Linked DNA regions of Homo sapiens: all the other regions are linked to region 4. A link is a contact called in ENCODE Hi-C or POLR2A ChIA-PET data. All regions are on one chromosome and are shown on one strand. The core of a region is the stretch at or near the end of the contact, and the rest is flanking DNA. Distances in the headings are between cores, read along the strand shown.

Evidence for each region. A loop is a pair of places that touch in the nucleus more often than their neighbours do. ChIA-PET counts read pairs that join two places held with the same protein, here RNA polymerase II (POLR2A). Pooled maps may share reads with other maps.
Region 1: a map of B cell shows a loop between it and region 4 (18-fold over the local background). The contact joins the promoter of GAPVD1 here to the promoter of PSMB7 in region 4. A Hi-C loop is called at or near these places in 2 of 168 maps with a recorded cell type or tissue (B cell and CD4-positive, alpha-beta T cell) and 9 of 50 pooled maps. POLR2A ChIA-PET finds 5 or more read pairs at or near these places in 1 of 52 experiments (activated CD8-positive, alpha-beta memory T cell).
Region 2: a map of natural killer cell shows a loop between it and region 4 (10-fold over the local background). The contact joins the promoter of GOLGA1 here to the promoter of PSMB7 in region 4. A Hi-C loop is called at or near these places in 4 of 168 maps with a recorded cell type or tissue (ascending aorta, naive thymus-derived CD4-positive, alpha-beta T cell, natural killer cell and 1 more), 1 of 37 single-sample maps with no recorded cell type and 14 of 50 pooled maps. POLR2A ChIA-PET finds 5 or more read pairs at or near these places in 1 of 52 experiments (activated naive CD4-positive, alpha-beta T cell).
Region 3: a map of mammary epithelial cell shows a loop between it and region 4 (20-fold over the local background). The contact joins the promoter of HSPA5-DT here to the promoter of PSMB7 in region 4. A Hi-C loop is called at or near these places in 2 of 168 maps with a recorded cell type or tissue (CD8-positive, alpha-beta T cell and mammary epithelial cell), 1 of 37 single-sample maps with no recorded cell type and 7 of 50 pooled maps.

What each region holds. Positions count from the first base shown.
Region 1 is chr9:125,256,858-125,264,449 of GRCh38, reverse strand. It overlaps GAPVD1 (GTPase activating protein and VPS9 domains 1), which reads right to left and starts at 2,624. Exons shown (of 28, transcript NM_001282680.3): 1 at 2,491-2,624. HSPA5-DT (HSPA5 divergent transcript) reads right to left here. Exons shown (of 3, transcript NR_186826.1): 3 at 7,379-7,486. It also overlaps the pseudogene RPS10P17. RefSeq lists silencers at 2,478-2,607, 2,546-2,727, 6,051-6,309.
Region 2 is chr9:124,937,933-124,945,445 of GRCh38, reverse strand. GOLGA1 (golgin A1) reads left to right here and starts at 4,363. Exons shown (of 23, transcript NM_002077.4): 1 at 4,363-4,475; 2 at 5,291-5,340; 3 at 6,580-6,869. The coding sequence starts at 6,735. It overlaps SCAI (suppressor of cancer cell invasion), which reads left to right. Exons shown (of 18, transcript NM_001144877.3): 18 at 1-2,838. RefSeq lists silencers at 3,929-3,988, 4,319-4,688 and enhancers at 3,770-4,270, 4,271-4,771.
Region 3 is chr9:125,237,998-125,245,088 of GRCh38, reverse strand. It overlaps HSPA5-DT (HSPA5 divergent transcript), which reads right to left and starts at 3,433. Exons shown (of 3, transcript NR_186826.1): 1 at 3,026-3,433. HSPA5 (heat shock protein family A (Hsp70) member 5) reads left to right here and starts at 3,746. Exons shown (of 8, transcript NM_005347.5): 1 at 3,746-4,084; 2 at 4,182-4,413; 3 at 4,780-4,917; 4 at 5,556-5,668; 5 at 5,758-6,148; 6 at 6,262-6,499; 7 at 6,781-6,948. The coding sequence starts at 3,963. RefSeq lists enhancers at 3,148-3,457, 3,107-3,611, 3,425-3,719, 3,612-4,116, 4,258-4,337.
Region 4 is chr9:124,411,505-124,419,229 of GRCh38, reverse strand. PSMB7 (proteasome 20S subunit beta 7) reads left to right here and starts at 3,788. Exons shown (of 8, transcript NM_002799.4): 1 at 3,788-3,866; 2 at 4,295-4,388; 3 at 5,225-5,322; 4 at 6,738-6,878. The coding sequence starts at 3,805. RefSeq lists enhancers at 3,832-3,881, 6,390-7,589.

The DNA of each region.
Region 1 (7,592 bases), core at 1,375-3,874, 850 kb before region 4:
TCCGAGGCAGGCAGATCACCTGAGGTCAGGACTTTGAGACCAGCCTGACCAACATGGTGAAACCTTGCCTCTACTAAAAATATAAAAATTATCCAGGCGTGGTGGCTGGTGTCTGTAGTCCCAGCTACTCAGGAAGCTGAGGCACAAGAATCGCTTGAACCCAGGAAGCTGAGGTCGCAGTGAGCGGAGATCATGCCACTGCACTCCAGCCTAGGCAACAGAGCCAGACTCCGTCTCAAAACAAAACAAAACAAAAGACTACCCTGATCCCATCCAAATTTTTTATCTCCCTGATTATGAAATTCTCTTTCGTCTACACTGTCATCCTGTCTGCCTTCAATGATTCAAATGTTCTTCTAAAGAACCAGATTGCCATTTATGAACTCCTTTTTAAGGAGGGAGTCATGGTGGCCAAGAAGGATGTCCACATGCCTAAGCACCCAGAGCTGGCAGACAAGAACGTGCCCAACCTTCATGTCATGAAGGCCATGCAGTCTCTCAAGTCTCAAGGCTACATGAAGGAACAGTTTGCCTGGAGACATTTCTACTGGTACCTTACCAATGAGGGTATCCAGTATCTCCGGGATTACCTTCATCTGCCCCCCGGAGACTGTACCTGCTACCCTACGCCATAGCTGTCCAGAGACCGGCAGGCCTCAGCCTAAAGGTCTGGAGGGTGAGTGACCTGCGAGACTCACAAGAGGGGAAGCTGACAGACATACCTACAGATGGAGTGCTGACAGACATACCTACAGATGGAGTGCTGTGCCACTTAGTGCCGACAAGAAAGCTGAGGCTGGGGCTGGGTCAGCAGCCAAATTCCAGTTGAGACGGATTTGGTCGTGGACGTGGTCAGCCACCTCAGTAAAATTGGAGAGGATTCTTTTGCATTGAATAAACTTACAACCAAAAAAAAAAAAACAACAGTTCTTCTAAGTAGACTTATAAATCCAAAAAACCTTATTTCTATTTCAGGAGTTTTTTTGTTTTGTTTTGTTTTTTGAGACGGAGTCTCGCTCTGTTGCCAGGCTGGAGTGCAGTGGCGTGATCTTGGCTCACTGCAATATCCACCTCCCGGGCTCAAGTGATTCTCTTGCCTCAGCCTCCCAAGTAGCTGGGATTACAGGCATGGGCCACCACACCCAACTAATTTTTGTATTTTTAGTAGAGATGGGGTTTCACCATGTTGGCCAGGATGGTCTCGATCTCTTGACCTCAATGATCCGCCCGCCTCGGCCTCCCAAATTATTTCAGGAGTTCTTAATCTTTTTGTGCACGGACCTCATTGGCAGTTTGGTGAAGCCTATGGTCCCTTTCTCAGATTTCTTTTAAGTGCATAATTAAATACATGTGATTACAAGGGAAACCAATTATATGGAAATATTAGCAAAACAACAAACTAATATGGTCATAATATATGTACAGCCTTATTATCACATTAAATAACAATGTCTAACGGCGGGTCTAGTAACACCAGAAATTCAAAGAAGTGTTAACCATAAATGATATTCTGAGCTATCTGCAACTGTAAACATGATGCAAAAATATCCGTAATTTTTATTGATCACAAAGTCATAGGCGCTGCTAATGCTACTCTGGCTTGTTGTCCACATTCGTAACTGAAGGAAATAATAAGTTTCAGTTAGCAGTCAATAAAAATAATGATGTCATTTTATCCTCCTTCTAGTGAAAGGACCCTTCTAATTCTATCCATCAATGAACTCCAGTTTAAAACCCCTCTCTAGTTCAAAGTCCTGCTCAGAACTGATTTTCGTCATAAATTTAAAAATAAAAACACTGATTCCTCCTTTGACCTAGTTCTCATCTGAACCTATCACTATGTCTCCCTGTTTTTATGCACATTTATACACAGAACCCTGGGTGTACTTCTGTGGTTTGCCTAGCCAGCACTCACTACAATTTTGCCAGTCAATAAAAGGTGAAGTTAAAAGAAAAGGGATGGAAACAACCAACAGCTCCCTCACTTTCAGACCTCCGACAGCAAGTGGAAAGATGCCAAGTACAGTGAGTGTCTGTGTTAGGTGGGCTGCCCCCAGACCCGTGTGTCCAGCTTGTCAAGCTTCCCTGCAGCACGATATCTTTATCAGCGACACTCAGAAGACATTCCATTTCGTTCTCGCCTCCTATACTCAGTTCCCTACCTGCCGGGCCTCTCGTCTCTGGCCCCCACCCGAGGCCGCCCCGCGGTCCTCCTGTCCCTTCCCATCCCATCCCCCACGCGTCTCTCCCTCTCCTCAGCCCCAGGCCGCCCTGGCTCCTGCGCGCCGCCACATCTCTCCCCTGGGTCTAACCCAGTGTCCCCCGACCCCCACCTCGCCCGACACTGACGGGAAGAGCCCAGGACCCCGGGGTCAGTTGGACCTGACGGCCGGGCAGTCAGAGACAGGCTGCGGCCCTAGGCCGGAGCAACCCGGCCGCGAGGCAGGGAGCCGCTCACAGCCCGCGGACTAAATCGGGACGCGTACTCACCAAGGGGGTCATGCGGGGGAGGACACGGAGGACTCTGTCGGACCGCCACTCGGCCTCGGAGCCGTCGCCCTAGCCGGTGACTGCCCCCGCCGCCGCTGCCGCCACCTTCGCCACTCGCCTGTTGGCTTCCCTGCGTCCTGCAGCGGCGCTGCCGCCACGCCAGCGCGCGTGCGCAGCGCCGCGGGGGCCTCTGGGAGCTGTAGTTCCGCCCGGGCGGCTAGGGGCTCCCACTTCCGCCTTAGGCAGCCCTAGGTCAGCTGCCCCCTGAGGCTGTCGTGGGTGTCCGGGTCCGGAATCGTCTTCCGGAAGGCTGTTCACCAGGCCTGGGCCCTGGTTTCCGCCTGCAGTAATGCTGGACGTGAAGAATCCGACTGAGCAAGTATGTGTAAAGCAAAAATGTAGAGCGTTTTATGCTTTCTGTGACAACGCTCAGTTGCCCAGGACACATTATTCGCATGAATGACTCTCTCTCTTCTCTGTTTCTCTCTCACACGTACGCACACACTACTTACAAACCTCCCTTCCCTTTTTTTTTTTTTTTCGAGACGGAGTCTGGCTCTGTCGCCCAGGCTGGAGTGCAGTGGCTCAATCTCGGCTCACTGCAAGCTCCGCCTCCCGGGTTCACGCCATTCTCCCGCCTCAGCCTCCCAAGTAGCTGGAACTACAAGCGCCCGCCACCACGCCCGGCTAATTTTTTGATTTTTAGTAGAGACGAGGTTTCACCGTGTTAGCCAGGATGGTCTCGATCTCCTGACCTCGTGATCCGCCCGCCTCGGCCTCCCAAAGTGCTGGGATTACAGGCGTGAGCCACCGCTGCCGGCCCCTCCCTTCCCTTTTGTTCTAAGTGCCATTAATTGGTTTGGATGGTATCTGGATTTTCAGTGTAAAACCTGCCTTCCCACTTCTCAGTTTCTAAAATCTTGCTTATCATAAACTTCACCATGCAGTTATTTTAGGTAAGTCAATAAATGAACTGTCTAATAATTTTTGTAACACCATAACTCATATATTCAGAGGTCAAGTTAGCTGAGTTGAACAGTCTAGAAACCTTAAAATTGGAAGATACCTGCTTAAAGGTCACTAGTGCAACTGTTGCCCAGGCAGGAATTCCCTCCTGTACATTCAGCCAGATGGTCATCTTCCTGTTCAACAGTTCAAATTTCAGGGAGCTCACTCCCTCAAGTAATGCAGCCTGCTCCACTGTTGGACAGCTCTAAATGTTAGAAAGTTCTGCCTCCTGCTGAGCTGAAATCTGTTTCCCTTTATTTCCTTCCATTGCTGGTAGTTAGGCTGCCTGGAGCAATACAGAATGTCTTCCACTTGACAGATCTTCAAAAAATTGAGAACAATGATTATATCCTCCAATACTGGGAGTCTCCAGGCAAAAAAAGGAAAAAAGTAATAATCATTTCCCCAGCTATTTCAAATGTCAATCAACTCCCAAACTGCTTTCTATCTACTCACCTCTCTTGATGTCACCTTTAGGGGCATGGTGGCATATGCCTATAATCCTAGCACTTTGCGAGGCCAAGGCAGGAGGATTGCTTGAGCCCAGAAGTTCAAGACCAGCCTGAGCAACATAGTGAAACCCCAACTCTACAAAAAATACAAAAATCAGCGAGGCATGGTGGCTTGCACCTGTAGTCCCAGCTACTAGGGAGGCTGAAGTGGGAGGATCACCAAGCCCAAAAAGGTCAAGGCTGCAGTGAGCTGTGATCATGCCACTGAACTCCATCCTGGGCAGCAGAGTGAAACCTGTCTCAAAACAAAACAGCAACAACAACATTGACAGAATTGCTTCATATTTATTGCCTTGTTTTATGACTACATAGGTAGTAATAGAACCACCTATGGTAGGCTGGTCAGATGTTATTGCTATCGTGCTGCCATTCAACTCATTCAGGAATTCAATCAGCTCTGTTACAAGACATTACTCAATGCACCGCTGGCATGAAATAAGCAAGAGGAGGCCGGGCGCAGTGGCTCACGCCTGTAATCCCAGCACTTTGGGAGGCCGAGGTGGGCGGATCATGAGGTCAGGAGATCGAGACCATCCTGGCTAACACGGTAGAAACCTGTCTCTACTAAAAATACAAAAAATTAGCCGGGCATGGTGGCAGGCGCCTGTAGTCCCAGCTACACGGGAGGCTGAGGCAGGAGAATGGCGTGAACCCGGGAGACGGAGCTTGCAGTGAGTGGAGATCGTGCCACTGCACTCCAGCCTGGGCGACAGAGCGAGACTCTGTCTCAAGAAAAAAAAAAAAAGAAAAGAAATAAGCAAGAGGATACAATTTACAATCTAGGGTAGGATGAAACTGCCACAGATTAAGGATCATCATAATAAGCCAAGGTACAAAGCATTCTGAGATTCTCAGAGAGAATGGCCTTTTCAAGTTGAGGGTTCATGACCTTATGGAAGAGGTGACAGTTAGGAGTTACTGGATGGCTGGATTTCAAGACAAGAGATGGCATTCGTGGACTGCTAAGGAAGAACTCAGCCTTAGCAAAACCACATTCACAGTGGGCTCTGGAACACTGCGTCTGGGTAGGCTGGAGCACCCAGGCCAGGGAGGAAGGGAAGGAGAGGCCCCAAAAGTTGCAAAAGAATCTTCAGGGAAGCTGCATTGCATGTGAGAAGTAAAAAAGGAACTAGAATGGTCAGTTAATCTTCTGAGCCCTGTTCTGTCACCTACAAATGAAGAACTTGAACTAACAAGCAATTTTCTTTTTTTTTTCCAGTCAGCACACTCAAGGAATTCAAATCTCCTGCTAGAACTATGGATCACTACAACAGTGATTCTTGGGAAATATGGAATAGGTATTATTTTCATCCCTTTTACAAATGGGAAAGTAAACTCAAGAGGTGAAAATTTGCTCAAAATCAATAAGTAGTACTCACTGAGGGCAGATCACTGTCTCCCTAGAACCTGGCATACTGCCTAGAATGTAATGTTTGTTTTTTGTTTTTTAAATGAATGGATGAATACACAGTAAACTCTGTCCAAAGCCCCTTTCTTTCCATACACAACTCAGTCTTCCCTGACATAGAAGGATATGAAGTTACTTGTTCATGGTCACAAAATTCATACTGGACCTTGTGTAGAGTTTAGTTCTTCAGCCTCCCAACTCCATACTCTATTAAACTACTCTGCCTTAGAATCGCAAAACATTTTTTTTAATGTTCTTTTTCCTTCTATGTGTACACAGCCAGTCTTAGAAGTAAGCCAAGAAAGCAGATGCTATGGCCAAGTGATTTAAGGGGCCTCTGGCAAGTATTTCTGGACAAAAAAACACTTTATCCCCAGGTCCCTCAAAGGCCCCCAAACTTCATCACTTATATTGAATCACAAATGTTAACTTGAGGTGAAAATTTAAACCAACACATAGTCCCTGAGGGCGCAGACTCCATCTTATTCACCACTGGGCGTACTGCCTAGAATGTAATAATTTGTCTACATTTTTATTTTAGAAATAGGTCTTGCTATGTTGCCCAGGCTAGAATGCAGTAACTATTCACAGGTGCTATCGTGAGGGCTCAAGGGATCCTCATGCCTCAGCTTCCTGAGTACCTGGGACCACAGGCTTGCACCGCTGTGCTGGGCTCGCCTGTTTGTTTTTTGTTTTGTTTTGTTTTGTTTTGTTTGAGATGGAGTCTCACTCTGTTGCCCAGGCTGGAGTGCAGTGGAATGATCTCAACTCACTGCAACCTCCACCTCCTGGGATCAAGCAGTTCTCATGCCTAATCCTCAGCTGGGATTACAGGTGCACGCCACCATGCCTGGCTAATTTTTCTTTTTCTTTTTCTTTTTTGAGACAGAGTTTCGCTCTTATTGCCCAGGCTGGAGTACAATGGCACGATCTCGGCTTACCACAACCTCCGCCTCCCAGGTTCAAGCAATTCTCATGCCTCAGCCTCCCGAACAGCTGGGATTACAGTTCGGGCCACCATGCCCGGCTAATTTTTTTTTTTTTTTTTATGGAGTTTCGCTCTTGTTGCCCAGGCTGGAGTGCCATGGCGCGATATCAGCTCACCATAACCTCCGCCTCCCAGGTTCAAGTGATTCTCCTGCCTCAACCTCCAGAGTAGCTGAGACTACAAGCGCACGCCACCATCCCTGGCTAATTTTTGTATTTTTAGTTCAGACAGGGTTTCACTATGTTGGCCAGGCTGGTCTTGAACTCCTGACCTCGTGATCTGCCCGCCTCGGCCTCCCAAAGTGCTGGGATTACAGGTGTGAGCTACTGCGCCAGCAAATTTTGTATTTTTAGTAGAGACGGGGTTTCTCCATGTTGGTCAGGCTGGTCTCGAACTCCCAACCTCAGGTGATCTGCCCACCTCAGCCTCCCAAAGTGCTGGAATTACAGGTGTGAGCCATCCATCAAGACCAAAAAGTAACATTGTTTAAGTTACAATACATCTACACTTAAGAAAGAAATATGAGAGTTAAGTGAGACCAAACCATACCAGAAAGAAAAACAGGCCATAAGAAATAAAGATTACAGAGAAAGAGGAAGACAAAAGGGAAGAAACAAGGACTTCACCTATGACATGATTTTATTTCAGCAGTCCCTAACCTTTTTGGCACCAGGGACTGGTTTTGTGGAAGACAGTTTTTCCAGGAAATGGTGGTAGGGGGTGGAGGAGGTCGGGGGGATGGTTTCGGGATGAAATTGTTACACCTCAGATAATTAGGCATTAGATTCCCATAAGGAGTGGACAACCTAGACCCCTTGCATACGCAGTTCACAATAGGGTTCGCACTCCTATGATAATCTAATGCCATTGCTGATCTGACAGGAGGCAGAGCTCAGGTGGTAATGCTCACTTACCCACCACTCACTTCATCCTGTGCTGCTCCATTCCTAACAAGCCACAGACGGGTACCAGTTCACGGCTCTGGGGTTGGAGACCCCGATTTATTTGGCACACAGTTTGGAAAGGAAAATGCTGTGAAATAGTAGTACACGCTTGACTGTGGAAAGATTAGGGCCACATCTGGAAGAGTCAAGCAAATTATAAACTAGGCAGTAAGTAAATACAGCAATAACATGAATAGAAATCATAATTTTACCATTAAAAAACTCTAAAATAGTTTTCATCG
Region 2 (7,513 bases), core at 3,114-5,613, 530 kb before region 4:
GTAGCTGGGATTACAGGCGTGTGCCACCACGACCAGCTAATTTTGTATTTTTAGTAGAGATGGGGTTTCACCATGTTGGCCAGGTTGGTCTCGAACTCCTGACCTCAAGTGATCCACCCGCCTCGGCCTCCCAAAGTGCTGGGATTACAGGTGTGAGCCACTGTGGCCGGCCTAAAAAAAATTCTTTTTAATAGTTATCAGACTACTTTAACCAGTGCCATGTTTAAACATACTTGGACAATAGACTCAGTTTTTTTAATAGTTTGAAGTACATTATATTAAAACTACAAACTCACTTATTCAAGCCTAAATTTCATCATAGACTATAAATTGGGTATCAATTTCCTATTTTGGTGGACAATTCCAGTCTGTCTACTACGACAATCATCTTTTTAGGTGTAATATTGTTTAAGACATAGGTAATTTTAGGTTTTATACTTTTCTCCTAGGCTTATGGAATGAAAGCTAATAGGATATCACTTTCAGAATGAAATAGGGAATTATGGCTAGCCTTCTTATAGGGCTGCCGTAAATGATACTTAAATGTTTGTTATATCACTGATTTTCTTTTCTCTTCTGAAGCTGTTGTGAATGTCCACTTTGCCATGATTAAAAGTTGAGATTTGTAAACATTACAATTTGAACCATAAATTTTCTCAAACATGAAATCAGTATGAATAAGTATAAAATTTGAAATGATCATACATGAGAATCCCAAAAGTAAATACTTCCAAACCATAGAGGGATAACCACTGTATTTTTAAAAAGCTTATTTCCACCCTTAAAGAAGCATGCTACTAATTGCTTTTTTTCTAAATTAAAACTATGTACTGTGGTAAATTAAAAATCTGCAGGAAAAATTGCTTAGTGTTTTAGCACAATAAGAATTTTTATTACTCAGGAGTTGGAGACCAGTCTGGGCAATACAGTGAAACCCTGTCGCTACTAAAATACAAAAAAAAAAAAAAAAAAAAAAAAATTAGCCAGGCATGGTGGTGTGCGCCTGTAATCCCAGCTACTTGGGAGGCTGAGGCAGGAGAACTGCTTGTAACCTGGGAGGCGGAGGTTGCAGTGAGCCGAGATCGTGCCATTGCACTCCAGTCTGGGTGACAGAGCAAGACTCATTCTCAAAAAAAAAAAAAAAAGGAATTTTTATTACTATTTCCTGAAGAATGGTTTTTGTTAACTTGTTACTGTATCATTAAAAAGACCTTCTAATGGTTCAGTACAATAATCTAGAACTTGATTTATGTGGCTTTTTATAGTTATCTGAATGCATTCCTTTTGCCACATAGACCATATGGCTAGTTCTCCAACTTTTTTGCTTATTTTTAATAAACCTTGCTGTTCAACAATCAGAGAAACCTTTAGATTTTGGATGATTCTTCCAGTTGAGGTAGAAACATCTTAGATAATAGGAAAGGCAAATACAAAGTCCTAACATTTTCATAGTAGAGTTTACAAGTAAAATAACTTATCCATATAGGTTATCTTCGTTGTGTAGCACCAGTATAAATAGTGATTTCATTAATCATTGAATCAGATGAAGCAGTTATAAATCACTTTTTACTTTGTGCTAAGAATTATTGTAATTTCAGGACACTTTATTATTTCCTCTGAGCAGTTTCCATTGGAAGGTTGAGTTTCCCTTTTTTAAGTTCTAATCATCACTAAAGGTTAAGATAATCAAATAGGAGTTAAAATAAGTTATGTTTGATCTTTTTCCCTTGAAAATAATGCTGAACTTATTGTCTACATTCTGATTATTAGGCAGAAATGCACTTGTTTAAATCATAGAAGTAATTCATTTGGAGGATATAATTACTCGATTTTCTAGTGGTGTGAAATACTTTTTAACAATTGTGCTTGTCTGTAACTGAAATGTTATAGAATTTTAACACTATAGGGATTATAGAGTTATATTAGCTCTCCTCAAGAGACTGAAGCACAATATTTTTCATGTAACAATTCTTATCCAAGTGCTGCTAATCTGTCGTGCAAATAATGAAGCTATTTGGTTGCCTATTTAGCTATTCACAAATCACTGTAATCTTTGAAACAATCTTGTCGTTCATTTGTATTAATATTTGGATATTGTGAGTTAATACTTTAGAAAAAAATCCATCAACTCAGCCCCGTTAGCAAAACTGTTTGGATTCATAGTTTTTATATGTGTTAACAGTAGAATAAATTTTGAAGGGGCTATTTACTACCAATGACTAAGGGGAAAATTATACTGTCACTATCATTTGACTTGAACATTTGTGGTATTGTAAAAGTCTTGTCAGTTGTGTTCTAAATTGCTTAAGCCATACGTTCTCTTAAACAGGATGTTTTTTTCTTCCTTTCCAGCAGCCTTTTTCTTCTTTGTCTGTTATGGTTAATACTCCATAGATTTTAGAAATTGAGAAGTTCTTGAAACATTTTATTTTCTTGAGTTCATCACTTTTGACTCTTGTATGAGATGTGATTTGTCATAAAAGATAGCCTTCCACTACTTCACTAAATGAATTTCAGAGTAAACACTGTGATTCTGCAGAGCGGATTCAGTAGGCTTTCCAATGTTTTCTCCTGCTATACAGTGCCTACCACCTTGAGGGCACTTCAGTACTAGAGGATGAAAACTGAAACGTTGTTTTGATGTTTATTGAATAACGAGATTAGAGAATATTTGATTTTTGTTGTCAGTGTATTAAAGAAATTTTCACATTGATAAATGTTCTCTAGGAATGTGTCTACATTCATCAGGTGTGAACTCTTGTACATGAATTTTGTACCTTGAATCCACATATATATTAAGTGTATCATCAATATAAAAATAAACATTATTTGCTTAAAGTTTTTGGTACTTTTTCGGTATTGACAGCTGAACTGTTAGGGTTTGCTTCATTCAAATATCTCAGAGGCTTTGAACTATCTTGGGGTTGATGCTTCTTGTTAGTTTGTCAATGTTTGAATCCTGGTTTTGGTTTTTTCCCTGCCCTGCTCCTGCAGGTCAGAACTGGAACACGCGAGGGAAGGGACTGTTGAAGAATTGGGTGGAATCTGCTTATTCTTGGGCTTGTGTTGAGTCTGGGGATGGAACCAGAGTTCCTTAAGGTGGAATGGCTGGCTTGGCATTGACGAGTTCAGGGACCTGACTTAGGGTACTGATTTGGACCGTGACTTTTTGTTTGAGATAGAGTTTCGCTCTTGTTGCCCAGGCTGGAGTGCAATGGCGCGATCTTGACTCACTGCAACCTACACCTCCCGGGTTCAAGCGATTATCCTGCCTCAGCCTCCCAAGTAATTGGGATTACAGGCATGGGCCACCATGCCCGGCTAATTTTGTATTTTTAGTAGAGACGAGGTTTCGCTATGTTAGGCTGGTCTGAACTCCTGACCTCGGGTGAACCACCCGCCTCGGCTTCTCAAAGTGTGGGGATTACAGGAGTGAGCCACCGCGCCCGGCCTGGACTGTGACTTGGAACAAGATAGTTTTTCCTCTTTTGTTTATTTTCCTACTGCCTGCATGATTGCTATTTATTTAAAGAGACGGAGTCTCGCCACGGTGCCCAGGCTGGTCTGGAAGCCCTGGTCTCAAGAGATCCTCCCACCTCGGTCTTCCGAGTAGCTGGGACCACAGAAGCGCGCGCCGTGCACTTTTGATGTTTTCAACTTCCTTCCTAAGCAGAAAGGAGACGGCCCAGCAGCGGATGGTGAAGCTAATCCAATATAGTGAGCTGCCACCAGCGTTTTTAAGTGCATTACATAGTAAGAACGTGGTTCTGCTGGACGTTATGTACTCGGTTGCGATATAAAACGCATCATCTACAGTAGGTGACAGGCGCCAAAGTCTAAAAACTGGTCTCAAGGTGTAAGGTCCCAGGACTAGTTTCTGGAGCTACTGGCTTGTGAGTGAAGCTGGAGGCGCAGACTTCCCGGGTCACACGGTGGCAAGGCAGCTGCCTAGGGTGCGGCGGGACCGGGCGGCGCGGGGGGGCGCCTGGCCAAGCAGTGCAGCCCCGGCCGGGTTTGTAGCCAGCACAGCACAGCGGGGCCTGTGGCACCGACTGGGTTCTTTTACTTTTGACACGAAGCCCCTCCCACTTACCACGCTCTGCACGCGCCCCTGTTAAAATAGAAAAAGACCGAGAGGCCTCGGAGACTCAGTCATCATCTGTGGCTCTGGCCGCTCGCTGACGTGGCGAACTGGGCTGAGGGAGCGCCCGGCTGGGCACCCGAGAACTCCAGCCGTTCCGGCCCAGTCGCCGCTCAGAGGTGGTAACAGTAGCCGCCAAGGCCGCGCACGGGCGCATGCGCGCGTCGGACCAACCCCCTCCCCCCACCGCGCAGTCACTTCCGGCGCGCTGGGAGACGTGCGGTTCCGGGTCGCTGCTCGGCTCGCCGGCTGGGCGGTGGGGGTTGGTGACGCGGGCCGGGGCTCACGAGAGGCCCGGGAGGCGGGGCTTTGCTGGCTTCCCAGAGAGAGGCAGGTGCGCGGGCCAGGACTCCGGGAATGCGAGCAGGCCCCTTATTCTCCCAGTGGCCTCGGTCTGTCCCCACAGCGGCCCGGTCAGGGTTGCCCGAGCCCCAAGGCGGGGGGCGGCACCGGGGTGCTGAAAGGGTGAGAGTGGGGGCGGAGGCGGGCTGCCCCGGCCTGGGAGTCTGGAGCCTAGGGTTCCGGGATTCCTCCCTGCGCGACCTTGGACAAGTCGCTCCTCCTCTCTAGGGCTCAGTTTCCTTGCTGTCAAATGGGAGAGATGTTGGATCCTTCCTTTCTTTGACAGTCCAAAGCACGGGCGGGGCTGGAGGTAGCCTGAGGGAGTGAGATCCAAACTGCCGTGGCAGGCACCTGCCTGCCTCCCTGGGGGTTAGACATCTGTCTTTACCCAATTTTGCCTTGCTTTTTGTCAGTGCACATCCGTGACCAGACGCCCAGGGTCTGGCCGGGTAAACAGTATGTGAGTGTAGTAATCAACTGAGAAATAAATACTGGCTCCAGGAAAACTTAACCTCATTCAAATTGTTTTGCTCAGGGCTCCCAGGGAGAAGTGAATTTAGGCACCCGCTGCGGTGATCAATTCTGTTCTATGCGCTTGTAAGTGAAGCTCTTAGGCAAAAAACAATTTCATAGGAGATCAGGGTTAGGGAGGGTATCCCATTGAGAGTTGTGACAGGTTTTCTTACCCCCTTTAATCCTTCTTCTGCCCCTCCTCTTCCTTCACTTCTTCCCCCTATCCCCACCCAACATTTTGGCCATACACTTGAAAAGAAATACCCAATGCATTTTATCTTTGTCTTCATGCAGGACAGAATGCTTTGACCTCCAAGCTGTTTTAAATCTAGTAGATAAGCCAGGTGAGTAAGTGGTTTACACACATTGAAAGTAAAGTTTCTGAAGAATTGTACAGCCTTAATGGAGGATCTGAAGTGGTAAGATGGCATTTGTGTATCTCAGAGCAGAGCTTAGGTATCCTCCACAAAACATGGAAAGTTAAGGTTGGAACCAGAATATTAGTGTTTTATACACCATTAGGAGGAAAAGGTTTTTGAATCTTACTTTGAATATCATGTCAAACATTCTTAAGAAAAGAAACTGTGAGGCCGGGCGCAGTGGCTTATGCCTGTAATCCCAGCACTTTGGGAGGCCAATGCAGGTGGATCATCTGAGGTCAAGAGTTTGAGACCAGCCTGACCAACACGGAGAAACCTCGTCTCTACTAAAAATATAAAATAAGCCGGGCATAGTGGCGCATTCCTGTAATCCCAGCTACTCGGGAGGCTGAGGCAGGAGAATCGCTTGAACCCAGGAGGTGGAGGTTGCGGTGAGCCGAGATAGTGCCATTGCATTCCAGCTTAGGCAACAAGAGCGAAACTCCATCTCAAAAAAAAAAAAAAAAAAAAAAAAAAAAAGAAAGAAAGAAAATAAACTCATTGGAGGTAATTTTATCAAACTCAAAACCACACAGCGTCTCTAGAAAATGTTCAAGGATATCAGATACTTATATAATAGAGTTGTCTGGTGTGTCTTCTTTTTTCTGTTACCAGCTTTTCCTATTGGACAGTTGATTGCAAACCATCCTGAAACAGTAGGATATTACACCTTTTACATATTGAATTACATATTGAATATTGAATTACATATGAATTGAATTACATGCATTTTTGTCTTCAACTTAAAGAACACTAAACTGTAGTTAAGCTTATTGGAGGAAGGATTTGAAATCATTAAGTCATGAATATATGATGTTGATGTCTGCTCTGGGACATTTTACCAAGTGTGTTATATGTCATAGCCAACATGTAATTAAAAAAAAAAAACGTAGAGATTTGTGAATCAGAGTCCTCTGTTCAAATACCAGCCCTTCCACTTAGCCACACAATCTTTGGTAGGTTACTTCATCTTCTTGAGACTGGGTTTCTTCATCTGTATATGCATATGAAGCACCTGAGTGCTTTTTAAATGTTTAGTAATTGTGTTCTATAAGTGTACATGTAAGTTATGAAACTTAGTTTTGAAATCTAAAACTTAACAACTCAGATGCGAAATCTTTCCAATGTTTAACTTTTGAACTGTCTCTTTCATCTGATTTGTAGATCCTGTGTTGCCATAAGCCCTTGGCCCACATTTAAGTGGGAATGCAGCTAGCTTGGATGTCTGAAACTTTGTAGGCGCCTCTGTCTGAATCCTGAACACAGGCACCAGGACTACTGAGAGCTCGTCATCTGTGCAGGATAGCCACACAGCAAACATGTTTGCAAAACTGAAGAAGAAAATTGCAGAAGAGACTGCTGTTGCTCAGAGGCCAGGAGGTGCTACTAGGATCCCACGGTCTGTGAGCAAGGAATCAGTTGCCTCAATGGGAGCTGACTCAGGAGATGACTTTGTAAGTACCTTTACTTAAGAAATAAAGATACTTTTGCAGGGTATTCTTCCAATAAATATTTTAAATTGCTTGATTATTTCATACCTTTCATGGTTTATAGCTGTACAAGAGCCTGTACATCTGATTCTTCTTACTCTGAGGTACCTTTTTGTTAATGTTTGGTTTGTAAATGTTAAGGTACTCTATATTTTTTTCCTTATTTTTCTGTGAGTTCCTCTCCATATTCTCTCCAGTGTCCTCTTGTACTGTTTTTCCGTCTATATACCTTATACATCTTCTTTTGCATTTCATTTCTGAAAATGTCTGGGCCTGTTTTCATTGCAGACATATATACTTATATAACAACTAAGTCATTGCTGCTTAACAAGGTCTCTGAGTTGTGGTATGGGGTTAGCAAGAGTGCATTGTTGTATTGGGACGATTGTTGGAAAGATGGCCCCAGTGATTACAGTATGTTGCTTTTTTTCTTTTTTCTTTCTTTTTTTTTTTTTTTTGAGATGGATTCTCGCTCTGTAGCCCAAAGTGGAGTGCAGTGGCCTGATCTTGGTTCACCACAACCTCTGCCTCTGGGGCTCAAGCAATTCTCGTGCCTCAGCCTCCCGAGTAGCTGGGACTACAGGTGTGTTCCACCATGCCTGGCTAAT
Region 3 (7,091 bases), core at 2,184-4,683, 830 kb before region 4:
CTGGGATTACAGGTGTGAGCCACCAGGCCCAGCCTGGAAAGCAATTTTCTTACCCATAGGAGCACAAGTGAAATGGGCTGGTTTAAATTTCTGGATAAAAATTTATATTTGCATATCATCTGTTATCAAAATATTTACAAAATGTGTAACTGGAGCTGGATGTGGTGGCTCATTCCTGTAATTCCCACACTTTGGAAGGCTGAAGTGGGAGGATTGCTTGAGGCCAGGAGTTTGAGACCAACCTGGTTAATGTAGCTAGACCCCATATCTATGAAAATTATAAACTTTAAATTTAAAACCCAAAATATGTGACTACTCTATATCCTAAAACAAAATGTAAGGTTTTTTTTTTTTCTTTTTAGACAGTCTCACCCTGTTGCCCAGGCTGGAGTGCAGTGGTGCGATCTTGGCTCACTGTGACTTTCGCCTCCCAGGTTCGAGTGGTTCTCATGCCTCAGCCTCTCGAGTAGCTGGGATTACAGGCGTGTGCTACCATGCCCAGCAAATTTTGTATTTTTATTAGAGATGGAGTTTTGCCCTGTTGGCCAGGCTGGTCTCGAACTCCTGACCTCAAGTGATTCACCCACCTTGGCCTCCCAAAGTGCTGGGATTACACATCTGAGCCACCATGCCGAAACCCAAAATTAAGTCTTATAAATCTGAAGCTCAAGATGACAACCTATAGAGGTTAAAAATCAAACTGCCAAGGCTCAAATACTGGCTCATTATCTTAGGTGTGCAATCTCCTGGGCAAGTTTCTTTACCTCTTGGGGCTTCAGATTCCTTCACTCTAAAATAGGGGTAAGAAAAAAATGCTTTTTTGTTTGTTTCTTTTTGTTTTTGTTTTTGTTTTTGTTTTGAGACAGAGTCTCGTTCTGTGGCCAGGCTGGAGTGCAGTGGTGCGATCTCAGCTCACTGAACCTCCGCCTCCCAGGTTCAAGCGATTTTCCTGCCTCATCCTCTGAGTAGCAGTAGCTGGGACTATAGGCGCGCGCCACTACACCCAACTGATTTTTGTATTTTTAGTAGAGACTGGGCACCATGTTGGCCGGGATGGTCTCGATCTCTTGACCTCGTGATCCGCCCACCTCGGCCTCCCAAAATACTGGGATTACAAAAAACTGCTTTCTTAAAGATAAAAAGAGATAATGCACGTACGTCTTTAGCACAGTGTCTAACAGTTAAGTATTGATAACTTGACCTGGATATTATTTTTGGCATTTAATGTTCAGCAAGCTAGTTTTGACCATGTACTTTCCTATTCGTAAGTGACTGTGCTTTGGAATATACTAGAAAATGTATGTAAAATGTCTGGTTTTAAAAAGATGAAACCACAATATATTCAATTCCCTTTGGAAGTTAGCCATGTATCGCTTTTCTAAATTTTACAAAAAGGAGAGTTACAAAACGTTACTCTGTTAATCAAGGATAAGGCTGAAATGGAGAGTTTTTTTTTTTAATGGAAATGGACTGCACTATAAAAACATTTGATTGAAATGAAAGAAGCTGTAATGTGGTCAAATGATGATTTCTATCTTAATGCTGGACTGATGCAAGCCAAAGAAGGGTCAATGTTGCCGCAGGATTACAAGCCCTGCTGAAAGAGATGCATGATGCAACCTCTGTAGTGAACAGAGTCAACTCTTGAGTCACCAGTCTAACCTTTGAGAAGCACTAAGGAAAAAGAAAATTCTTGAGTACTGAGTCACAGGCTCAACATCTTAATAAAGTGTGTTTAGGATGTTTTAGTGGTATCTGGACACAGTATACCCATGAATCTCAAATATTTCATATCAGAGCTTTGCCCTTTCCATAGTAGGTCCTCCAAAAACATTCCTCAAACAAATGAATTTTTTTTTTTTTTTTGAGATGGAGTCTAGCTCTGCTGCCCAGGCTGGAGTGTAGTGACGTGATCTCGGCTCACTGCAACCTCCACCTCCCGGGTTCAAGCGATTCTCCTGCCTCAGCCTCCCGAGTAGCTGGGACTACAGGCATGCACCACCACGCCCAGCTAATTTTTGGATTTTTATAGAGATGGGGTTTCATCGTGTTACCCCGGATGGTCTTGATCTCCTGACCCCGTGATCCGCCCACCTCGGCCTCCCAAAGTGTTGGGATTACAGGCGTGAGCCACCACGCCCGGCCACAGATGAATTTTTTGTTTTAAAGTTAAGAGATCAGGCACAGTGTCTCACACCTGTAATCCCAGCACTTTGGGAGGCCGAGGTGGGCAGATCGCTTGAGGTTGGGAGTTCGAAACCAGCCTGGCTAAAATGGTGAAACCTCATCTCCACAAAAAAAAAAAAAAAAAAATTAGCCAGGCATGGTGGTGCGTGCCTGTAATCCCAGCTACTCAGGAGGCTGAGGCAGGAGAATCGCTTGAACCCCGGAAGCGGAGGTTGCAGTGAGCTGAGATTGCACTACTGAACTCCAGCCTGGGCGTGACAGAGTGATACTCCGTCTTGAAAAAAAAAAAAGTATTGGCAATAGAGTGAACTCCACCTGGTTATCAATCCTAACTCCATCACTCACCAGCTCTGTGACTTGTTTAGTTATTTAATCTTTTTCAGTTTCAATGTCCTCATCTGGAAAACGGGAAATGCCTACCGAGTATTGAACTGTCAAGACTAAATGACACATGAAAAGCACACTGAACAATGCTTAATCCACGGTAGGCTTTCAGCAAATAGTGGTCTCTATTATTTTTTGCAACAGGATGTTATATAAGAATAAGGCATTATCAAGACGATTTTCGCCTATCAAATGTGTTGTCTGCGTGTACATCAGACCTTTTCCTGGAATGAAGGTAGAAAAGTATCAACAATAAAGGATGGAGAAAGCCCCGTAAATGATAACCTTTGCCCCAGAGGGAAAGGATGGGCAGCGGAGGGGAAAGTAAAGGGTGGCAAGCTAGAAAAATTAGACATCCAGTGTGGGAGGGCTGGCACTGGAGTGGGTTGCCACAGTAGGGAGGGGACTCAGAGCTGGAGGCAATTCCTTTGGCCGGGCTTGTCCTGCGACTTACCGTGGGGCAGCGCAATGTGGAGAGGCCTGGTAAAATGGCTGGGCAAGGGTGCGGAGGGGACATAACTGGCAGGAAGGAGTCATGATTCGTGGTCGAACAGAGTCCAGACCAGCTCGACCTGTGAGCAACGAACGGCCCTGAGACTCGCATACCCCAATACCGGTAGTGGCCGTGAAGGGCAAAGAAATGTGTTCTGAGGCGATCCCAGCATCTAAGCTGCGACTGGTCTACTCAGAGACTGGATGGAAGCTGGGAAGAGAAAGCTGCTTCCCGCTTCGGGGTGAGGGATGGAGGAAGGGAGAACAAGCAGTAGAGAAGAAAAAGTTTCAGATCCCACAGCCCCGGGGGGTCACTCCTGCTGGACCTACTCCGACCCCCTAGGGCCGGGAGTGAAGGCGGGACTTGTGCGGTTACCAGCGGAAATGCCTCGGGGTCAGAAGTCGCAGGAGAGATAGACAGCTGCTGAACCAATGGGACCAGCGGATGGGGCGGATGTTATCTACCATTGGTGAACGTTAGAAACGAATAGCAGCCAATGAATCAGCTGGGGGGGGCGGAGCAGTGACGTTTATTGCGGAGGGGGCCGCTTCGAATCGGCGGCGGCCAGCTTGGTGGCCTGGGCCAATGAACGGCCTCCAACGAGCAGGGCCTTCACCAATCGGCGGCCTCCACGACGGGGCTGGGGGAGGGTATATAAGCCGAGTAGGCGACGGTGAGGTCGACGCCGGCCAAGACAGCACAGACAGATTGACCTATTGGGGTGTTTCGCGAGTGTGAGAGGGAAGCGCCGCGGCCTGTATTTCTAGACCTGCCCTTCGCCTGGTTCGTGGCGCCTTGTGACCCCGGGCCCCTGCCGCCTGCAAGTCGGAAATTGCGCTGTGCTCCTGTGCTACGGCCTGTGGCTGGACTGCCTGCTGCTGCCCAACTGGCTGGCAAGATGAAGCTCTCCCTGGTGGCCGCGATGCTGCTGCTGCTCAGCGCGGCGCGGGCCGAGGAGGAGGACAAGAAGGAGGACGTGGGCACGGTGGTCGGCATCGACCTGGGGACCACCTACTCCTGGTAAGTGGGGTTGCGGATGCAGGGGGACGGGGCGTGGCCGCCTGGCCTGGCGTGAGAAGTGCGGTGCTGATGTCCCTCTGTCGGGTTTTTCTGCCAGCGTCGGCGTGTTCAAGAACGGCCGCGTGGAGATCATCGCCAACGATCAGGGCAACCGCATCACGCCGTCCTATGTCGCCTTCACTCCTGAAGGGGAACGTCTGATTGGCGATGCCGCCAAGAACCAGCTCACCTCCAACCCCGAGAACACGGTCTTTGACGCCAAGCGGCTCATCGGCCGCACGTGGAATGACCCGTCTGTGCAGCAGGACATCAAGTTCTTGCCGTTCAAGGTTCGACCGGGTTTTTCTCATCCAGTTAGAGAACGGGTGGGTGGTGGGAGTATTTAGAGTTATAAGTCTCTGGAAAAGTGTTGAGACAACAGTTGAAGGTTATAGACATGATGTATGTAATAACTTTAATACTATTAGTATGTTACAAAACTTAAGACAGTTGCTGTCGTACTGTCTACGATAGTTTAGGAATAAAAGACCGATTAAAACTGAACTTTGTAAGACACCTATACTCCCTGAAGTATTTCTAGTCAATTTGCAGCCCCAAGGGACCAAAATAAACCAAATTGTGGGGATGGTAGTGGGTCTTTTAAACTTTGAGATGTCATTGTATCTGTGTCTGAAAACAATAATTCTTTAAAATAGGTGGTTGAAAAGAAAACTAAACCATACATTCAAGTTGATATTGGAGGTGGGCAAACAAAGACATTTGCTCCTGAAGAAATTTCTGCCATGGTTCTCACTAAAATGAAAGAAACCGCTGAGGCTTATTTGGGAAAGAAGGTAAATATTTCTAGAACAATGTTAAGTATTTTTTGATCATTAGTATTCTCGGTTGGCTGTTATGTATAGAAGCCTTCGTGAAGGGTTTCAAAAATTTTAATCAGAATGGTATTCATGCTTGTCAGGTTTAATTATTGAGTCCCTTACTATAAGCCAAACAAAATAGACTTTTCATGTATTATTTAATGCTTACAATTCCAGGGACATAAAATTTTATATGTTGTATTCATCAATAAGTTGGCTTAAAAACTAAAGTGATGGTTTGACTGTAATTTTTTTTTTTTGAGATGGAGTCTTGCTCTGTTGCCCAGGCTGGACTGCAGTGGCACGATCTCAGCTCACTGCAACCTCTGCCTCCCGGGTTCAAGCAGCTCTCCTGCCTCAGCCTCCCAAGTAACTGGAACTACAGGCACACCACCACACCTGGCTAATTTTTTTTTTTTTTTTTAATTTTCAGTAGAGACAGGGTTTCTCCACATTGCCCAGGCTGGTCTTGAAATCCTGCCCTCAGGTGATCCTCCTGCCTCAGCCTCCCAAAGTGCTGGGATTATAGGCAGAAGCCACCGCCTGGCCAGACTGTAATTTAAATAAGGGTTAAACTATGTGACAATACACTTAATTATCTTTTATCCTTTTAGGTTACCCATGCAGTTGTTACTGTACCAGCCTATTTTAATGATGCCCAACGCCAAGCAACCAAAGACGCTGGAACTATTGCTGGCCTAAATGTTATGAGGATCATCAACGAGCCGTAAGTATGAAATTCAGGGATACGGCATATTTGCCAAATAGTGGAAATGTGAAGTACTGACAAAACTTTTCCCTTTTTCAATCTAATAGTACGGCAGCTGCTATTGCTTATGGCCTGGATAAGAGGGAGGGGGAGAAGAACATCCTGGTGTTTGACCTGGGTGGCGGAACCTTCGATGTGTCTCTTCTCACCATTGACAATGGTGTCTTCGAAGTTGTGGCCACTAATGGAGATACTCATCTGGGTGGAGAAGACTTTGACCAGCGTGTCATGGAACACTTCATCAAACTGTACAAAAAGAAGACGGGCAAAGATGTCAGGAAAGACAATAGAGCTGTGCAGAAACTCCGGCGCGAGGTAGAAAAGGCCAAACGGGCCCTGTCTTCTCAGCATCAAGCAAGAATTGAAATTGAGTCCTTCTATGAAGGAGAAGACTTTTCTGAGACCCTGACTCGGGCCAAATTTGAAGAGCTCAACATGGTATGTTCCTTGTTTTCTGCTTTGCTAATGAGATCTCCTTAGACTCTGAATTCAGGACATTGCATCTAGATACTTAGATAACAGACATCACAGTAACCATGTCTTTTTTCTAGGATCTGTTCCGGTCTACTATGAAGCCCGTCCAGAAAGTGTTGGAAGATTCTGATTTGAAGAAGTCTGATATTGATGAAATTGTTCTTGTTGGTGGCTCGACTCGAATTCCAAAGATTCAGCAACTGGTTAAAGAGTTCTTCAATGGCAAGGAACCATCCCGTGGCATAAACCCAGATGAAGCTGTAGCGTATGGTGCTGCTGTCCAGGCTGGTGTGCTCTCTGGTGATCAAGATACAGGTAGGTCATCATCGCAGCATCTTTCTTAGTGATTCAGTAGCTTGATGGAAGACTCATTAGCTATTGCTTTAGAAAATACCAGAATATGAGCAACAAGGTCACACAGCTAGTAAAGGGTATAAGTGAAGACAAGACTGGGGTAGTCTCAAGATCATTAGCAACTGTTTAATTCACTGCCTTTAAAATGTGTGTGTTAGAACCTAACCAAATGTTAGAGAGATAAACTTTACATAGCTCATAGGGAGAACTTGAATTAAAAGTTAAATAACTTATCCTTACAGGTGACCTGGTACTGCTTGATGTATGTCCCCTTACACTTGGTATTGAAACTGTGGGAGGTGTCATGACCAAACTGATTCCAAGGAACACAGTGGTGCCTACCAAGAAGTCTCAGATCTTTTCTACAGCTTCTGATAATCAACCAACTGTTACAATCAAGGTCTATGAAGGTAATTACTTAAGTTTGTTAATATCATGGCTTTTTTTTTGAGATGAAGTCTTGCTCTGTTGCCCAGGCTGGACTGCAGTGGCACGATCTCGGCTCACTGCAAATTCTGTCTCCCGGGTTCAAGTGATTCTCCTGCCTCAGCCT
Region 4 (7,725 bases), core at 2,539-5,038:
TGGCTGGGCCCTGGCTTCCTAGCTCCCACTGAGACCCTACGGCGGGACTCAGGCACCCACCACCACCCCCCGGAGGCTGCAGGTACCACTGCAGAAGCCTCACGACTGTTTCCTAAAAACCATGTCCAGGGTTTTCGGTTTGGTTTTGTTTTTGGCACATCTCAAGCCTTCGCCCACGTGCCTGACCCTCTTGCCTTGTCGTCCCGATGGGCTCCACACCGTCTGAGCCTCTAGGCTTCCCTAGAGTGTGTGCCCCCCACTCGCATTCCCATGCTTCCCCCGCCTGGCAGTTGGCACACAGCGCTGGGAGTCTTTCTTTTCTGAGACTTCCTCTCCTCCCCTGGACTGTGAGCTCAGGAGGTGTCTGAGTTTCCTAGCTCTGTTATAACAAAGTACCACAATCTGGGTGGCTGAAACACCAGAAATTTATTGTCTCACCATTCTGGAGGGTGCAAGTCCAAAGCAAGGTGTCTGCAAAGTTGCTTCTTCTGAGAGCCGTGAGGCAGACTGTTCCAGACCTGGCGCCTAGCTTCTGGTGGTTTGATGGCAACTTTTGGCATTCCTTGGCCCATAGGATCATCACTCCAGTGTCTACCTTCATCTTCATATGGGGTTCTCCCTGTGTGCATGTCTGTCTCCAAATTGCCAATTTTTTTTTTTTTTTTTAGACAGAGTCTTTCTCTGTTGCCCAGGTTGGAGTGCAGTGGCATGATTTTGGCTCACTGCAACCTCCTCCTCCCAGGTTCGAGTGATTCCCCTGCCTCAGCCTCTTGAGTAGCTGGGATTACAGGCGCCCACCACAATGCCCAGCTAATTTTTGTATTTTTAGTAGAGACGTGGTTTCACCATGTTGGCTAGGCTGGTCTTGAACGCCTGATCTCAAGTGATCCACCTGCCTTGGCCTCCCAAAGTGTTGGGATTACAGGTGTGAGACACCATGCCCGACCCAAATTTCCAATTTTTATAAGGACGCCAGTCCTGTTGGATTAGGGCCTAGTGACCTCATTTTTAACTTGATTACCTCTGTAATATCAAATCAAATTCAATTCATTTGGAATACTTCCAAGTAAGGTCAGCTACTGAGTTACTAGGGGCTAGAACTGCAGAATATGAATTTATTTCCCTAATTTCAACGGAAAACTCAGAGGTAACGAAAGGGAATTCAACCTTTGACAAATGTTTATTAAACACACAGTTGTGATAGACACTGGTTCTAGGTGCTTCATTCATTCATTTGCACCTAGAACCATGTCTGACGCATAATGGGAGCTCAATAAATATTTGTTGAGTGAATAAATTAATTCATTCCACAGTCATTCAGGCTGTAAAAGGAGCCTTCAATTCCCTCAGTAAAATGAGTTGAATTACATAATTATCTCTTAGGTTTGTTGACAGGATGAAATGAATGTATTATTAATAATAACTATTTATAAGAAGCTTCTACATGCTAAGATAGATGGTCTTCATGTACAATGTTTAATACTCACAATAGCCTTATTAAAATGAAATTCACTGGCAAGGCATTGTGGCTCATGCCTGTAATCCCAGCACTTTGGGAGGCTGAGGTGGGCAGATCACTTGAGGTCTGGAGTTCGAGACCAGCCTGGCCAACATGGTGAAACCCTGTCTCTACTAAAAATACAAAAATTAGTCAGGCGTGGTGGCATATGCCTGTAATCCCAGCTACTTGGGAGGCTGAGGCATGAGAATCACTTGAACCCAGGAGGTGGAGGTTGCAGTGAGCTGAGATCATGCCACTGCACTCCAGCCTGGGTGATAGAGGGAGACCGAGTCTCAAAAAAATAAATAAATAAATAAAATAAAATAAAATAAAATAAAATTCACCTAACGTAGAAGTCACCATTTTAACCATTTTAAAGTGTGCAACTCAGTGGTTTTTAGTGTATTCATAATATCGTGCAACCAATACCACTATGTAATTCCAGAATATTTTCATCATTTTCCAAAAACTCTGCGCCCACTAAACAGTCCTATCCATTCTCTCCTCCTCCCCTAACCCTTAGCAACCAAACATCTACTTTCTGTCTGTGGATTTGCCTATTAAGAACACTTCACATACATGGAATGATACACTATGTGGCCTTTTGTGCCTGGCTTCTTTCCCTCAGTATATTTTTAAGGTCCATCCCTGTTGTAACATGTATCTGTGCTTCAGACTTCTTTATGGTCTAATAATATTCCATTAAATGAATTTACCATATTTTGTTTATCCATTCATCAGTGGATGGACATTTGTTTCCATTATTTGGCTATTGTGAATAATGAGACCCCCCCCTCGCTTTTTTTTTTGAGACGGAGTCTCTGCTCTGTTGCCCAGGCTGGAGTGCAGTGGCGTGATCTCAGCTCACTGCAACTTCTGCCTCCCTGGTTCGAGCTATTCTCCTGCCTCGGCCTCCTGACTAGCTGGGACTACAGGTGCCCACCACCACGTCTGGCTAAGTTTTTGTATTTTTAGTAAAGACGGAGTTTCACCGTGTTAGCCAGGATGGTCTCAATCTCCTGACCTCATGATCCGCCCACCTCGGCCTCCCAAAGTGCTGGGATTACAGGCGTGAGACACCGCGCCCAGCCAATGAGACCCCTTTTGACGCAGGGCAGGTAAGCCCCAAAGTGCGGCTGAGCCCACAAGGGTTCTTGGCTTTGCCCAAGAAAGAATTCAAGGGCAAGTTAGAGGCAGAAGAAAACGGCTTTATTGAAGTGGCGGCGTTACAGCTCCATGACTGCTCCTGCAGAGCAGGGTTACCCTCTTAGGCAGAGTGTCAGGGCAGTTTTGCTGTCATATTTATACACACTTTTAATTACATGCAGATTAAGGGGTGGTTTATGCAGGCATTTCTAGGGAAGGGGTAGTAACTTTTGGTTTATGGTGCCACTGCCATGGAAAGGGGCGGTAACTCACGAGTGTTGCCATGGCAACGGTAAACTGACTTGGCTGGCTGGTGAGCGAGTCTTAGGGAAGACAGCTTCCGTCCAGGCCCTGTTTTAGCTAGTCCTCAATTTGGTCAGGTATCTCAGCCCCATCTCTGAATGGAGGCCTGCCTTCTACCTCACCTTTGTAGAAGTTTTTGTGAATACATGTCTTCAACCCTCTCGGGTGCGTATCTAAGAGGATAATACTTTTTGGGGAACTGCCAAATTGTTTTCCGGAGCAGCCGCACCGTTTTGCATTCTCACCAGCCGTGTATTCGGGTTCCAATTTCTCCACACTCTCGCAACCCTTGCGCTTTTCTGTCTTTTTGTTTATGGCCATCCTAGCGGGTGCGAAGTGGGATCTCACTGTGGTCGTGCTTTGCATTCACCCTATGACTAATCATGTTGAGCCTCTTTTCACAGACTTAATGGCCATTCTACAGCAGCCTTTTGAGCTAGGTTGTAATCTCCATCTGATAGCGGAGGAAACAGATTCAGAGAGTTGAAGAGACTTGCTTAACGCAAGGGGGTGGTGGGGCTGTGCCTGGGACTTGGGTCTGTCTGTCTCTGAAGCACCGCAGAACCAAATTAACGGTAGAAACAAGTCCAGTCTGAGCGGCAGGAGACCTGGTCGCTGGTGCGTTCACCTTGGACAAGTCCTTTCCCGGTTCCGGGTGTCACTTTCTCCTCCGTGCCACTTGGGGCGATATACTTCAAACATCTCTGGCCTCTCTAGGAACCAGAATCTCTAAGATCAATCGTTCTAGTGCGGCGTTTGCCCCGCCCCTTCAGCCCCCGTTGCCAGCGACGCCGGAAGTGCTCGGCTCTTTTTGTTTGCACCCGCCTCCGACCCGGAACTGCTTTCTTGGGAAGATGGCGGCTGTGTCGGTGTATGCTCCACCAGTTGGAGGCTTCTCTTTTGATAACTGCCGCAGGTGCCGCCTTGCTTGGGGCTTGGTTCAGGGAGGGAGAAGAGTGCGGTGCTCGGGTGGGAGCTGGGCCAAGGTGTGATACGAGAATTCTGAGGGAAGAATTCATGGCGGGGCCTGTGGCCCGCGGCTAGTGTGACTCAGGGGAATCAGGGCCTGGGCGTGGGTTTCTCCTGAAGCCGGGTCTGCTCTCCCACCTTCCCAGCGCACTCGGCCACCGTTTATCTCCGTCTCCTAAGGCACGTCACGGCCCCTTTGTAAGACTGTCTTCGTTGGAAAACGGGAGAACAGTGCTGATGGTGGGAGGATTCATTAAACAGATGGGCGTGAAAACAAGTAGCAGCTTTCCTGAGTTCTCTGTTAGGCACTTTTCATGCCAGTGCTGTGCGATGTGGTCCTGCCCTTCAACACTTGATTCTCTCATTTGCTCTTAGGAATGCCGTCTTGGAAGCCGATTTTGCAAAGAGGGGATACAAGCTTCCAAAGGTCCGGAAAACTGGCACGACCATCGCTGGGGTGGTCTATAAGGTAAGCCGGGTTAGGCTAAGAGCAGCAGTGACTGAACCGGCAACAGGAATCAGAACACTTGGCTTCCGGTGTCTCTCCCGGCTCGGTCTGGAAAGGCAAATGCTATAGAATACATCAGGAGACCGTCTTTCAGGAGCGACTGCTTTTGTCAGGTTTTGTGTGCTTCTTAACAGTTTATGTTCTTTCCTCACTTTGCTGAGGTTTTTTCTTTCTTTCTTTTTTTTTTTTTTAAACAGGTCAGTTAGCTTCTTAATTACTAGTTTAGGAAGCTGAAGTATGTGATGGGAGATCACGAGATTTGGGGTCAGACAGGTCTGTCTCACCTTTGAACTCTATAGTGCTGATTCCAACTTCTGGCAGCTCACTTTCCTTCTCACAGGGACACCTTCAGATGCATCAAATGGAGATAACTCCTGCCTTAAATTGTTGGAAACGTCAAAAGGGATAATGATTACCTGTGCAACATGTTTTAAAGAAAAGCAACATGTTTTAAAAGGAAATTGATAGTGATGGCTAATTTAATGGAAAGATTCCTGAGTCTTAATCCAGGTTTTTTCCAGATTAGCTCTGATTTACAAGGAATTTACCCGACACCTGAGCCTCACTTGAAAATGGGAATAATTCTTACCTACTCAGGATTCAATTAGTAGCATTTACTAAGAAACCTTTTCTTAAATCCTGAAAGTGTAGCACAATATTTTTGCTATGAGTTTTGGCTGGCGTTTTGAGATTAGGGGAGCATGTGGTATGGCCAACATAGTATTCCCTAAAGTAGAATAGAGAGTTGCGGTTGGCTTATATTTGTAAAATTGTTTAAAAACTTTTTTTTTTAATAGGATGGCATAGTTCTTGGAGCAGATACAAGAGCAACTGAAGGGATGGTTGTTGCTGACAAGAACTGTTCAAAAATACACTTCATATCTCCTAATATTTAGTAAGTATTGATTCGTTTGAATAACTCTTATATTTTCAAACATGTCAGGGCTAAAAATTGACCTTCCTGTGCTCCTTACTAAAACCTGTTTTTCAACCTGTATTTTCTGTCTCCCTTAAATGGCATTTCCAGCCACCTGTTACCTAAGCCAGTAACTTCAAGTCCTCTCTTTGCTTCAGTCTCCAATTGAATTGGTGGCCAGTTTTGCCCTCTCTGTGCCTCTTGAATCCATTCCCTCCTATCCTTTCCTTTGCTAAGGCTCTAGTTTGGGTTCTTTTTTCTTTTTCTTTTTTTCAAACATTAACTTGAACCATAGAGGTTCTTTTTTCTTAGCTGGACTATTGCAGTTACCATTTAATTGGCCTCTCTTAGGCATCCTATTGTTCACTCTTCTGCCATACTGGATTTTGTAAAACATAGATCTGATGGCATCCCTTTCTTAAAAAGCTTTTCAAGAGACTTGTCACATTTCCACATGGCTTTTAGGATAAAAATCAAAATTCTGTGGCCTTGCACAGTCTCATAGAAAGCCTACCCTTCAAGCGTCTTTTTCAGTTGCCATCACCCTGTGCTCCAGTTACGTCTGAACTGTCCCTATTTCCCTCATCTCCAAGCTATTCTACCGTTGCTTATGTGAGATTCTATTTAGAAACTCTGCCTTCTCTGCTTGTAGAGTGTTTTTATTCCAGCTCATATATAACCTTTTCCTTTTTTTAAACATTTTTTTCGTTCTTTTTTTTTTTTTTTTTTTTTTGGGAGAGATGCGGTCACACTATGTTGCCCTGGCTGATCTTGATCTTCTGGCCTCAAGTGATCCTCCCGCCTGGGTCTCACATAGTGCTGGGATTACAGGCATGAGCCATCATGCCCAGCCTGAAACCTTTTCTTAATGATCAGAATCAATTACCTTCTCCTCCGGTTTCCCGTAGGATTTTGTACCTATGCTATTACTGTGTATTAAATTATGTGTTATAATTTTTGTCTTCTTGTGTATCTTACACTCAACTTTGAGCACAAGGCCTCTCATATTTTCTTTATTCCCAGTGCTTAGTGTAATTACTGGTATCTGATAGTAAATACTTGGTAGATGTTGAATTGCAAGAGTTAACACACCTGGCACTTCTGTACAACTTGGATATATTTGTAGCATTAATGGAATGCACACACTGTTATCACAGAAACCAATAATTTCATGTGTTCCATTGGGCCATAGATAATGTATTTGCATATAACTAGATGCATATTCTCAATTTTCTGTTTATTTAAGGTTGACTAAACAGAGAAGTTACAGCATAGATATACTCAAAAACATCTCTCTGTACCTGAACTTCATGGAAGTTATCCAAGAACCCATTACTTCTAATTGAGCCCTCTGGTAATTGGATTTCAGCTAAGTTTCTAATTGGATTTTTCAGTTGTTGTGGTGCTGGGACAGCTGCAGACACAGACATGACAACCCAGCTCATTTCTTCCAACCTGGAGCTCCACTCCCTCTCCACTGGCCGTCTTCCCAGAGTTGTGACAGCCAATCGGATGCTGAAGCAGATGCTTTTCAGGTAAGTTTCCAGAATGGGGATTCCTACTAGTATCTTCTTCTCATATCTTAGATTTTTTTCAGCCAAGAGAAGCCTGGAAAGTAGCAAAAACACATTCAGAAATACACATTTTGTTCCGGAAATCAGTTGTTATATTAAAGAGCCATTTTAAATGGTTTTTGATGGTGCATTTGAATTTCTGGGGCCTGATTTTTTTCATGAGTAAATCACATGTCACCAGTTGAGTCATTTCCTGGAGCATAGGGATATTACTGGATAAGAGAAACTTTTTTGTTCACGGTAAGAAAGTTATAGCTGGAGGAACTATCAAGTTGTCTTGTGAAACTACTCTCTCCTCCCCATAAACACAAACCCAAATGATTGTCTCTCCTTCCCCCCACCCCCTCCCTTTAGGGGCAAAATAACAGTGAATGAAAAGTGATATTTATAATTGGCTGTCAGTGGGTATGATAATATTAATATTAACCAACCTTTATCTACCTCTTACTCTGTTCCAGGACCTATGCTAAAGCGCTTTATGCACGATTTCATCCTTTTAACTCTGAGATAGGGACTATTAGCGTCTCCTATTTGTAAGTGAAGAAATTGAGGTTTAAAGAGGTGCAGTAGCTTGCCTGACCTGACCTTCATTCTCTGCTGACTCACAGCTCATATTAGTAGTTTTGTTTCTCTTTCTCCTTTAATAATTGCGTCATTACTTTATGTTTGTATGGGTCTTGGCAGTTTTCAAAGTGTGTTTTCTCATTTGCTTCTCATAAGAGAGGCAGTGATTTTAGGAGAAGTAGCCTGGGCATTTAGTCTTGGGTTGGAATACTGGCTTCTCCTTTTGGGACTTGCCTTACCTTTA